Linked DNA regions of Homo sapiens: all the other regions are linked to region 2. A link is a contact called in ENCODE Hi-C or POLR2A ChIA-PET data. All regions are on one chromosome and are shown on one strand. The core of a region is the stretch at or near the end of the contact, and the rest is flanking DNA. Distances in the headings are between cores, read along the strand shown. Region 1 has its middle 180 kb from the start of GRIN2B. Region 2 has its middle 23 kb from the start of EMP1. Region 3 overlaps DUSP16 (dual specificity phosphatase 16).

Region 1 (4,027 bases), core at 621-3,120, 980 kb after region 2:
GCCAGAATGGCTATTATTAAAAGTCAAAAAATGGCCAGGCGCAGTGGCTCACGCCTGTAATCCCAACACTCTGAGAGGCCAAGGCGGGCGGATCACTTGAGGTCAGGAGTTCGAGACCAGCCTGGCCAACGTGGTGAAACCACATCTCTACTAAAAATACAAAAATTAGCTGAGCATAGTGGCACATACGTGTAATCCCAACTACTTGGGAGGCTGAGGCAGGAGAATCGCTTGAACCTGGGAGGCGGAGGTTGCAGTGAGCTGGGATCGCACAACTGCACTCCACCCTGGGTGACAGACCAAGACTCCCTCTCAAAAAGAAAAAAAAAAAAAAAAAGGTCAAAAAACAACAGATGCTGACAAGGCAGCAGAGAAAGAGGAACACTTAGACACTGCGGGTGGGAATGTCAATTAGTTTGGCCACTATAGAAAGCAGTTCGGAGATTTCTCAAAGAACTTAAAACAGAGATACCATCTGACCCCACAACCCCATTACTGGGTATATACCCAAAGAAAAGTAGATCATTACACCAAAGGACACATGCACTGGTATGTTCATCACTGTGCTATTCACAATAGCAAAGACATGGAATCAACCTAGGTGCCCATCAATGGTGGATCAGATAAAGAAAATGTGGTACATATACACCATGGAATGAATACTACACAGCCATGAAAAAGAATGAAATCATGTCCTTTGCAGCAACATGGTTGGAGCTGGAGGTCATTATCCTGAGTGAATTAATGCAGGAACAGAAAACCAAATACCACTTGTTCTCACTTATTGGTGGGAACTAAACATTGAGCACACACGGACAAACATGGACACTGTGGACTACTAGAGAGGGGAGGCAAGGGAAGAGTGGTGTGTGAGTTGAAAAACTACCTATTGGCTACTATGCTCACAACCTGGGTTCAAACCTGCACATGCACCCTCCACATTTAAAATAAAAGTTAAAATTTAAAAATTAAATAATGCAAACATATAGGAAGAAGGAGGAGGAGGAGGAAGAGGAAGAAGAGGAGGAGGAAGAGGAGGAAGAAAAAGAAGGAGAAGGAGGAGGAGGAGGAGAAGAAGCCACCGCCTAAGGCCACTGGGCTTGCTGACCTGCCCCAGAGCAAGAGAAGGAGCACCAAGGAGCAGGACTCAGGGGTATAGCTCGATGGGGGAGGGGCACAGATGATTCCCTTGGGTCTCTGTTTCCTGAGGCATGCAGAAGATGGATTCTACAATTTGCTGCAGACCCTCAGTAGGGAACCTTGGAGGACAGATGTCCTCAATACCAATGCCAACAGAGCACCTGGGATGGAGCCTTATCAGGAGCATCTAAAGTCATTCCCAGTACTACCAGTGGCAAACCACTACCCTTCAAGCAACCAGCCAGACAGTGAGAATGATTAAAAGAAACGTGGGGAGGTGCCACCATCTGCATCCCTCAGCCTTGTTCCTGACTCAGTCTCAGGGAGGTAAGCAATGGAGGAAGGAGGGAGATGGAAAGAGCAGGTGATGACAGCCACCCTGTTGACCTAAAGAAAGAAATAAAGGCACAATTAACATAGAGAGTTTATTTGCGCCAAGGTTGAGGATGGCTACCTGGGACACACATTTAAGCTGCCTTGAGGAGTGCTTCTATTTAGTCTTTGTTACAAGCAGGTTTTTAAAGGCAAAAGGGGAGAAGGAGTGGGCAGATACAAAGTTGTTAGACAGGAATTCTCACTGATTTATGGAATTAACATTGGTTAGTGATTGGCTTTACGTTGTTGAACTACAGTGTATGAGTTATGATGTCCAGTGCAATGCATTTTATGGCTACTTGGCATCAGTTACTCTAGAGCCCACAGAGCAGGTGGCTTTAAGATGAAATGATTTAGCTCAAAGGGAAGTGAAACATGACTGCTGTCACACACTGTCACAATTCAATGCTTCACTGGGCCTGATAATTAAAGAGGGTTCACTCCCTTCCTCTAGGCCCCTGAAACCTGAACTGGAGAGAGGAGTGAGAGAGCTTTGAATTAAGCATCAGACAGATGTTTGTTATGATTTGAATGTATGCATCCCTCCAAAATTCATATGTTAGCAGCTAATACACAAGGTGATGGTATTAGAAAGTGGGGCCATCGGAGGGTGATTAAGTCATAAGGACTTCACCTTTATGAATGAGATTTTGTGCTTACAAAAGGGCTTGAGGAAGTGAGTTTGCCCCTTCTTCTCTTCTGCTATGTGAGGACATAGAGTTTGTCCTCATCAAAAGATGCAGCAACAGGGCACCATCTTGAAAGCAGAGAGAGAAATTTTACCAGACATCAAATCTGAGAGATTTGTTTGGTGTTACGTATAGATGATGTCTGGTAATTAATGAGACAACAGAATGTTGTAGGATTTGCTGTCTTGGCTACTGTAACTCATACTACACATCTACAAGACTGTTGTTTAAATAAAATGTAGATAATTAATTCTCAATTTGCTTATAAACTGAGTAATGTTGTACTATAATGTGAACCCAAGAACATGTTGGAAAACATCCACTGAAAAATATATAACACTAAGAAAATTGCTGTGATAACAAACCTACAATTCTGGCCAAATAGAGCAGATATGTTGTTATTTGTGGTAAATCTAATAAAGCAGGTTATTTGAGCTTATTTGTGTTGCTACTGTAGAAAGTAGAATCTCCACTCTCTCAAAAATGTTTAACCAGTATATACAAAGTAATTCGTCACCAAAAGCAACTGTCTTATTTTAATATTCAAATTTTCTGCTTGTTTCTCCTTTACTAAATTTAAAACTCTTTATTGAATACATTCTCAGAGCAATTCTACTTTCTACCAAATCTGCCAGCAACTTGGTCTTGGACTTCCCAGCCTCCAGAACTGCGAAAAATATATTTCTTTTTCCGTTTTTCTTTTTTCTTCTTTCTTTTTTGAGATGGAGTCTTGCTCTGTCAGCAAGCTGGAGTGCAGTGGCGTGATCTCGGCTCACTGCAACCTCCACCTCCTGGGTTCAAGCGATTCTCCTGCCTCAGCTTCCCGAATAACTGGGACTACAGGCACGTGACACTATCCCCAGCTAATTTGTGTATTTTTTAGTAGAGATGGGGTTTCACCATGTTGGCCAGGATGGCCTCAATCTCTTGACCTTGTGATCTGCCTGCCTCTGCCTCCCAAAGTGCTGCGATTACAGGCATGAGCCACTGCGCCTGCCCATATTTCTGTTATTTATAAATTATCCACTCTCAGTATTTTGTTATAGCAGCAGGAACAGATTAAGATAATGTTTTAAAATGAAGAGGACTAGGGCTCACAAACTGAAACAAGACTATTCTGAATAGCCCAAAGTGACCAAAGTAAAAGAAATCAGACTGAACTACCATTAAGGGAGCTGGTTCCCAAGAGAAAGTGGTGACTTGGCAGAGAAAAGTTGGTGGAAGTTATTGGACAAATCAATCATTCAGATTTACACCACAATGAGTTGAGTCAGTTTTAAAAACAAGTTGCATAATGTGGAGATGTGTGCCAGTGTCCCCCAGTATGCTTTCTACCGATTCTTTTATAGATTTGCAAATAGATTTGCAATTCTCAGCTGAGCAAATGTCCACTGAGAATCAAGAATACACTTTCTATCCTGCATTGCAGCTAGGTCTGAACATTTGACTAATTCTAGACAATGGAATATACATGGAGACACCCTGTAGTTTGGAGACCTCCTTTAAAAGCCATGATCTAATACCCTTTGCTTTCCCCATCCACTTTCTTCTTCAAGCATTCTTACACACTACTTCTTAAGATGTGAAGTTAGTGACTGGAGCTATAGCTAGCGTTTGGGATCATGAGGATAATGGTCACAGCCTCAAGATGACAGAAGCGCAACTAAGAATTCAGAATTCTTGGAAAATTTTCAAAGTAGAAAAATCACACCAGCCCTGGTCAGCCTACCTCCTTCTACTTGAAAAAGGAAAAAAAAATCTCTATTTTTAAAGCCACTGTCATTTTAGGCCTCTGTAACACAGCTGAACCTAATTTTATATGA
Region 2 (4,294 bases), core at 737-3,236:
TCAAGACATGTCTTAGTTTTTAGCACAGGATTTTTACCAATCTCTCCCTAGCCCCCTCCACACCCTTTAATGATTCCCTTGGTTTTTATAAGTAGGTTTCCAGTTTTTTCCTCCTGCCTGCCAGCTCATCTAAGAAGTAGGATTTTTTTTCTCCTTTTTTATTATTGGTATTTAAAAAATAATAAAATGGAAAAAATGAATGTTTTTGCACTTCTGGCCTCTTGCTTTCGAGGTTCACACCCACTGGCGCCCTCCCTCTGAGGCTCACTAACATTCCACACTGCTGGGCGTGTGTCTGTGTGACTAGGATTCCTTGGCTGTTGTCTCCTGTCATCATAATTTCTCCCTTACCTCCTCACCTACTTGCATTCCTCCCTTTCTCCCACCCTCTGGTTGCCAGGCAACACAGCTGAGGGGCAGGAGGAGCTGGCAGGCAGTGCCCCCATGGAAATACTGGCTGCCTGTCTTCCTCTCCCAGCAGCTTGGCTGGGAGTTGGGCAATTGCTGAAGGTCAAAGGCAGCCATCCATAGTTGTGTCATTCCCTCCACTAGGTATAAACCTGACACAATCAGGGAAATACTTGAAGGTAGGGAATGGGGTAAAGTAAGGCAGTTAGTTTTCCCTTCACACCCAAGAGGCTGGCGTGACTCCTGCCTTCCGGCAGAAGAGGGTAAAGGTGGAGATGAATTGGCCTTTCTGCGTTTCAGAAATGTGAATTTCATTTCCTTCCACACCTCTCTGTCCAGTGGCTGGGCTTGAGAATTAGAGTCGACCCGGCAAAATGACAAATTCACTTGTTAGCAGAGGTTGAATTTTTTGAGTTGGGGCCCATTTCTCTAGTACCAAACATGATCTGGGGACTCGCAGCATGGACAGCCTCTGGGAGCTTGTTAGGAATGCAGACCTCAGTCCCATCCCAGACCACCGAAACAGAAGCTGTAGTTTTTCAGAATGACTGGGTAATTTGCATGCATGCTGATCAAATACTGTCGATTCGGTCTTGTGTTCTTGAGACTTCTTCCTTTCTCCTGCTCAGTGGGGCGTCATGGAGTCCTATGTTGGGGTCTTTCATGGGTTTACGGAGAGATGAGTGAGCAAATGCAGAGACTGTCTCAGCCTGACACAAACCCCTTCCCCTTTCTCCATCTATCCTTACCCTACACAGGTATGAGACAAGGCATGTCCAGATATGTTACCTCCCTTATCCTCACACACTCCTGTGTCTATTTTTAAACAACGAATCCCAATTTTATTGATGAAGAAATGACCTAGGTTGTTGAAACTTACAGAGCTTCAATGGACTCGCCCTGGTGATTACTGAACAGCTTGCTTTCACCTTCCTTTGGTATGTGTCCTAGGCTAGAAATTCTGTCCTTTTAAACACGTAGCTCCAAAGAGTCATTATTGAAAAAAAGCAATCAGAAACAGAATGTTGGGTTTGGTTTGAGTCATAAATTCCACCATGTAGGGATGAAATTAAGGACTTTTTCCTGAGCCTCTGCAAATGATTCCAGTAGTTCAGAGGCCCTTTTGAACAAGAGGTTACATGGATTGGGTTTCAAAGAAAAGAATGTCGAAAGACATCTTCCAGCTGAGAATGGGCTCCAGATGTGAGCATTGCTCTTCCAGATGTGTGGACGAATGGAGCGGGACTGAGATGCCTCACATGTCTGCAACATGAAATGGAAAATCCTCTCTCAGCCACAGGGGAAAGTAGGACAGGGGGAAGACAAATGGAATCCAAGTTAAACTCTTCAAGGTGGGGCCAGACTAACTCTAAGAAATCATTCCCAGGTGGGCTGATATTTTACGTATGCAGTATGTGTAGAGGCCACACCTCAAACTGTGCTGCTGAGCAGAAACTCAGAAGGTATTGTGTCTGCAGGAACTCACTCTTCTCAGACCTGCATAAATCTGATTCAGCCCCTTAGAGGAGCCTCACTGAGAACTGTTGAGACTACAGGCAGATCAAGCAGGACAGGCGGCGAGACTTACTCAGCGGAGCTGAGAACAGAGCCCAGAATGCGGAAGGGGAAGGAGCCAGGAGTCACACAGTCCTTTCTTTCTTCAGCTTCTGAATCAGCAACTCATTCTCTCGGGGATCGCTGGGTTTGTTTCTTTACAATGGCTAGAAGGTCCCATGTTTCTCAGATGAGTAAATTTGAAACCACAGAAAACTGAGGCCTTGTGGCCAAGTCCTCTTGGTTTGTCACATCTCTGAAAATCTGAGCCATTGTCAAACTCCTGGCTGCAGGGAATTAAACCCTTTATTTCCCTCTGCCAGCATCTTCACCTTCTCCAGGAAGATCTGCCAAAGGACTGCTCCAGGTGCAGGTCCACCCACCTCCCCACTTTCCCAAACCTTCCTCCTTTTCCATTTAGAGACTGTCCCTGAGTCCCAATTTCCATGTCACTCTGGAAGTGTGAAAGTGATCTTTATTCCCCATACCTTCTCTATTTTTAAGCAACACAGTTAACTCACTCTGTACTGGTTCAGCTGGTGAGGATCCATATTTTTATTTTCCCCTAAGAGTTCCCAGCCTCTAAACAATACATTCTGACAAAACAGGTTAATTTAAGTTGCTAATTATTTACATTATTAAAACATTATTACATTTGCACATGTAATAATGTCTACATACTGATTACACACACACACACACACACACACAAACCTAAACTGGCATAATCCCTGGTTAATATGCTAATAATAAAATTGATGATTACTAAGTTGAAAAAGTTAATTAGCTGTCTTCTGTTTTTGTATGTGGGGCCTAATCCTCCCTGTGATCTTGGGCCCAACACATTTCTCAAAGGCCACACCAGTCAGAAGGTAGATTTTCCAGTTGGAAGGTATTGAGAGCATTGCAGGGGTAAACCCAGTACCAGTCCACCCTGGGAGGACATATGTCATTATACTGAGAATCAAGTATCAGGAAGTATAGTATCATCATCATCATCATCATCAATCAATGACTAACTGTGAGTTTATTTCCTTTTGTTTTTATTTTTTAATTTTAATTTTATTTTTTTCTGAGACGGGGTCTCAGTCTGTTGCCCAGGCTGGAGTGCAGTGGCGTGATGTTGATTTACTGCAACCTCTGCCTCCTGGGTTCAAGCAATTATCCTGCCTCAGCCTCCCGAGTAGCTGGGACTACAGGCGTGCACCACCATGGCAGACTAATTTTTTATATTTTTAGTACAGACAGGATTTCACCACATTGGCCAGGCTGGTCTTGAACTCCAACTCCTGACCTCAAGTGATCTGCCCGCCTCAGCCTCCCAAAGTGCTGGAATTACAGGCATGAGCCACCGCACCCAGCCCATTTCCTTTTGTTTTTAATCAATTTAGAACTGAATTCTCAAGCTGCTGTTTGTTTTGATTCTAGGCATATTTTGATATTCCAGTTAGTACCCAATTCAGTTTATATATGTATAAAATTACACACCCTGCATCAAAAACATCTTTACATATTTTTATACTTAAACCCAGTTCAAATTGATTTAAGGCTTAGGAAAATAAGTTAGGTTTAGTTCAGTATGTGGTTTAGAAAATGTGTACACTTTATTCTGGCTTCCAACTAAAACTGTGGTGTGTTTCTTGCCTCTGAATTGGACAGATTTCTATGTTTGGCCTGTATTGTGGCAATGGTGTATTATTTTGTTCTTGTCAGTTGCATTCATCATTATTTTAAAAAGATTCCAGAAAGCCTGGTGTTACAGTTAGCCCACCTTGACCCTAAATGCTGCACTACTGCATTTTGACCAAGCATTGGGATCATAAAAATTATCCACCTTCTGTTTCTAGGCTTTCCCCACAGCTTGCAGCCCAGAGTCAGGAGAAATGGCGTTTTACTTCATGTGCTTCCCTAGAGTGAGCAGGGCTATCCAGACTGAAGGGAAATGGCATTTCTCCTTCTGCAACTCAGGACCCTACTGGATTAATTCTTGCCTAAGAGGGCATCTCAGCCATGTGTTCTCCAGCTCATTAATCCTCAGCAGTGACTAACGCTGAAAACCCAACCCTTGTCTTTGGCTGCCAAGGGTGTAATTTCGCTTGGAATGTTGCTTTCAGTTGACTTGTTCTCTACCTTTCTTTTCACCTGTCTGTTATGCTTAGCTCTACCCTCCTGCACGTGTTAATTCTAATCCTTTGGTGATCTAAACTAAAGAAAATGCCTCAGGAATAAACTTTTTATGGATAAGGTTTTTTTTGTGTGTGCTATGACACCTATACCTCTAATATTAGTTTAAATCTACCATTTCTCGAATGCCTATGTGCCAAGTAACTTA
Region 3 (4,204 bases), core at 514-3,013, 700 kb before region 2:
AATAGCCTGCTGAGGCTGGTCATGAAGGGGCTCCGAGCACTGTCAGCAACTGGCCTGAACTTCAGGCTCTCCCAAGATCTGCATCTTCTCATTGGAAGCCTCTCACTGAAACAACTGTTCCTCCTGTTACCCTCTATCTCTGGAGGCTGATTTATTCTAATTCCCTTTATTCCTCTATCTCACTTCCACCTCTTTTTCTGCAGGGTCCTGGCCAAGATAGCTCTTCTAGTCTAGCTCACCCGGCCCAATCTTTCTTATAAATTTTCTTAAATGTAACTTCAACTCAACCAACTTCAAGGTCACCTGTGATTCTTTCTGTAGTCAATATTCCATCTGTTTGCACTGAAGCTTTATTCCTTCAATGCCTAATTTTTATGAAACTGATGAGACTAAGTTTCTAGTCTCATAAGTCATCAAATCTAGTGTCATGAGCAGAGAGGTTGTTGAGATGTATGTGGCAAGGACAAAGGACAGCTCTTCAACAATTGCCCTTCCTGTTTTTCCTGTAGGAATCGTAACATCATTTACATGTTATATCGAAATGGGCCATGTGTGTGTAGCTGGCCTTTTTTTTCCTACCATGTACTTGTGTGTTCTGGAATCAGTCAGCTAGAAAATATTTACCAAGTGTCTTAGGCTTTTTCACTGTAGTGTGCATTTAACGTACACAGTAAAGAATGAAGGCTGGCACTAAACTGTTAGCTAATCATCCGGTGTTCCATGTGAATGACAGAACACGGAATAAACCTGATGACACCACCACTTTATTTTGAGCTAAATCCTCATTTAAGTGAGAACAGGACAGGTTTCACCACTGCCTCCTTTGGCAACTTGAGTGGTGGTGTTCCCACCGAGTTTATGGCTGCAAAGATAGGTCTTTTCTCGTATTTATGTATAAACAGGTACCAGTTTTGATTTTATTTAATCATTTCATACATTAACATACATGACACATCAAAATGAGAAATGCACAGTTTAACCGTTCAACAGCTGGCCTTACTTCAAAAGAACACTATATTCATATTAAACATTTACAGTCTTTCCATCTAACTTTACACATGTCCTAAATCATTTTCCAGCACTTCTCACATAGAAGTCTAGTTTTGCTCTTTAAAATCACCATCTGTATCACCCCTAGTAGACGCGAGGGTTTCCCCAATTACATGCTGAAGAGAGCCAGCCACCACCCCACCTAAAGACATCCAAGCAGCTCCAGAGCCTGCCTCCGAGGCCACCCCTTCGCCACGGCAGTCTCGATTCCAAGAACTGATTATCTGACACTAGTGAACCAGCACTAAAGGCTGTAGGATGTGACTACATCACAGTTCCAGAAGGAAGGGGGACCATGGCCAAGAGAAGCCCTAAATGACAGAAGCTCATTAAAACCAAGTCCCCCAAACCTCCTGAAACATCGTTAGCAAGGAGCTACTGCTTTCCTTTCTTAAACATGTTTTGGGCATGACCACACTCTGGAAGTGGTGAACTGTTACACATTTGGTGTGTGTGTACATAACATCAAAAACTACTGTGTGAAACTTGAGAATGTCTGATTAAAGATTTCAATGTATATCTAAAAACTAACTCAAATCGTTGACCAGCACTTTCCCAGTATCATAACAATGCGGCTGACCCTCTTCTGCCTTCACTTTACACCCCATCATAGCACATTATTTGTGCACAACTAGTGAGGTCTGTGCGGCTCATCATCCCCATAACCAAGTCGGTCTGTGTTGAGTCATATCATTCTGTGCTGGTTTTAGAAGTCACCATAGGAAACATGAAGTCACATCCTGGTCAAAAAACTGTCCATTTCTCAAAAACAGAGAAAAACCTGAGATACGAGGCAGCAACTAGCGACACTTACAGGAAGGGAAAGAACAATGACAACACCCGCCCAGCCCCACCCCCAAAAAGCTGCTGTTGTGAATTAAGGCTTCAAAAGAGGACCCACATTGTAGCTGATAAAACTCAAGCCAGGAGGATGTTTGAAAGCCAATCTGCACTATCACTTGTTCCAGTGACCTCCTATGTTCAGCTGCCAGGACCGATTCCATACAGTGATTGTAGGTTGAGGACTGAGGACGCCCCTTTGCTCTCGCTCCATTTTGATTTGCTTTTTCCACTGAAGACACGCCGGCCAGCGTTTCCAAAAACAGCTTGGCCATGGCTTTGCACTCTATTCACAACTGATCAAAACTCAATGGTCTTCTCAGCTTTCTCAACCGTTTTATTCTGAATATTCCTTCCTCACTAAAGCCTCTCTCAGCCCTACTAGTAAATGTGAAAGTCTGAGGCAATCATAGAAACATCAGCCCCATCGCATGCCGAGGGGATAAAAGCCACTAAGGAAACAGGTTTCCTGCTTCTCCTCAGCAATTTGTACCTTTCTTAATCTTCCCATAATTTACCTCCCTAGGAAGTTTCCTATAAAATTCTGCCATATTATTACATTTTACCAACTGTATCCATGCAGTGAAGCAGAAAGGGCAAAAACATCTGCTTTGGCTGAGAATTTGAAGGTGCTGCTGCTCTGCTACCAACCCAAATAAATTCACATTTGGCTTGAAACCAAGTTCATCTTTATTTAAAGGATTGACAATCCCATTTTAAACAATTCTTTGATTTACAAAGAGGGAGGTAGACTCGTTAGCCTCCCAACCTTAGCTTAAATCGTGATGTTGCCAGGTTCCTGGTGGTTCAGCTGAATCCTAGACAGTTTCCCTTCTCTTCATAAAGCTGAGAAGAAAAAAAAATTATCTCCATCTAGGCCCACGGGAATTTTGTGCATAGACAGTTTGAATTGGTCTGAAAAGTGTGACTAGCTACCTACCTATTCACAATGCCTAGAAAATGGGCTACCAGATATGGTAGTGGTCAAAGCCCCGACTTTCCTGTCTGAGGTACTGGGTTTGCTCTAAGGTAGACCTTGGCAAGGCCCCTAATGGTCCGTCCAGCAGAGTGATGCTCGTGTCCCTCGGCTGTCAGGTGAGCGTGGGTTTGTGAATCAGCTTTGGATAGGATCATTTCTCTTGGATTTACCACTAGGCTCTGTCCCTAACAGGGTCTACCTACCTGACCCCCAAGCTGGCTCAGTCTCAGCGCTAAGGTGTACTATGGAAGGGTCCGGACAAAGACTAATATTTGAGATCTCTTAGTAGCACAACGTGAAAATGGTAGGGGATTTTGTCCTCCAACACCAAAGACACTTGCTTTTTTAAGAACAAGAGGATGTGTAATTCACTGAATAAAATGGTTTTCCTCCGTCTAGGGGGGATTCTAGCATCTGCCCTTCCATTTTTGTTGAGAGAAGTATTAGCTGATCTCTCAAATGCAGATGTTAAGAGAGTAACAACTGGGTTGATCCACCTGTTGCTTTTACACCATAGCTCCATTTTCCAAAAATATATATGTATGTACATATATATATTTCAGATTTACAGGGAATTTTTTTGTGAACAAGAAAAAAAAATTGTCTATAGAAGTCACAAGTGTCTTTCTTCTCAGGAGACCTCAATGATTTCCATGCTGCCCGAAAAGCTAGACTGACTGCCCACTTTCCCCAGCTCTTCCCGTGACCTGTTCTCTGACATGATGCTCTCTCCAAATTCCATTTGGCAGCTTCTGCGTTTAAACTGCTTTTCAAAGGGGCTCTCTTCATGCCAGCTCCGCCGCGAGTCAGCTCTGTCACTTGGCTTCTGCCGCCTGCGCACAGAATAGACTTGGTCTCCGCAAGTGGGCAGCTGGCTGCAGCTGTAGGCAGAGTAACTGGCACTGCCTCCGTAGATGGCTGAGGCAGAGTAGAAGTGTGAGGACTCTGTGGCAAAATACCAGCTGCTGGTCAGGGAAGGGGTAGAGGTCTGGGGGGCCAAGATATCCGAGTGCCAGCCCTTAAGGCCCAGGCCAGCAGACTTCGTGAGGTGCTGCTGGCTGGTGGAAAGGCCGAAAAGGAAGCTGGTGTGGTAATTGTCCTCCACGCTCCCACTTCGATGCAGTGGAGATAAAAGGGACCTCTGGGCGGTGCCACTGCTGCTGGTTCTGACCGAATGCAATCGCTTGCTCTGGCTGTCTGAAGGCCTGGCGGTCTGCAGCTTCTTGGGGATGCTGGCTTCCTCCTTATCAGGACTGGTTTCGGGAGTCTGCTCCGATAGTTCCTGAACAGGGGAGAACTGGCATAGCTTGTTGGTCCCATCCAGAGTAGTGGAAG

The links. Hi-C counts contacts between places; a loop is a spot of excess contacts on that map. ChIA-PET counts read pairs that join two places held with the same protein, here RNA polymerase II (POLR2A). Pooled maps may share reads with other maps.
Region 1: a loop to region 2 is called in a map with no recorded cell type, with 18 times the contacts of the local background. The contact joins two enhancer-like sites. A Hi-C loop is called at or near these places in 4 of 37 single-sample maps with no recorded cell type and 4 of 50 pooled maps.
Region 3: a pooled map shows a loop between it and region 2 (2.3-fold over the local background). The contact joins two enhancer-like sites. A Hi-C loop is called at or near these places in 1 of 37 single-sample maps with no recorded cell type and 1 of 50 pooled maps. POLR2A ChIA-PET finds 5 or more read pairs at or near these places in 1 of 52 experiments (PC-9).

What each region holds. Positions count from the first base shown.
Region 1 is chr12:14,155,406-14,159,432 of GRCh38, forward strand. No RefSeq gene overlaps it. Among named protein-coding and RNA genes, the nearest start is that of GRIN2B, 180 kb to the left of the region's middle. Within about 2 kb of position 1,871, at least 2 of the 41 ENCODE cell types and tissues checked have a DNase peak (open chromatin) inside an H3K27ac peak, as active enhancers do.
Region 2 is chr12:13,171,710-13,176,003 of GRCh38, forward strand. No RefSeq gene overlaps it. Among named protein-coding and RNA genes, the nearest start is that of EMP1, 23 kb to the right of the region's middle. RefSeq lists enhancers at 749-798, 2,004-2,053. Within about 2 kb of position 1,987, at least 21 of the 41 ENCODE cell types and tissues checked have a DNase peak (open chromatin) inside an H3K27ac peak, as active enhancers do.
Region 3 is chr12:12,473,333-12,477,536 of GRCh38, forward strand. It overlaps DUSP16 (dual specificity phosphatase 16), which reads right to left. Exons shown (of 7, transcript NM_030640.3): 7 at 1-4,204. The coding sequence ends at 3,501. Among named protein-coding and RNA genes, the nearest start is that of DUSP16, 87 kb to the right of the region's middle. Within about 2 kb of position 1,764, at least 7 of the 41 ENCODE cell types and tissues checked have a DNase peak (open chromatin) inside an H3K27ac peak, as active enhancers do.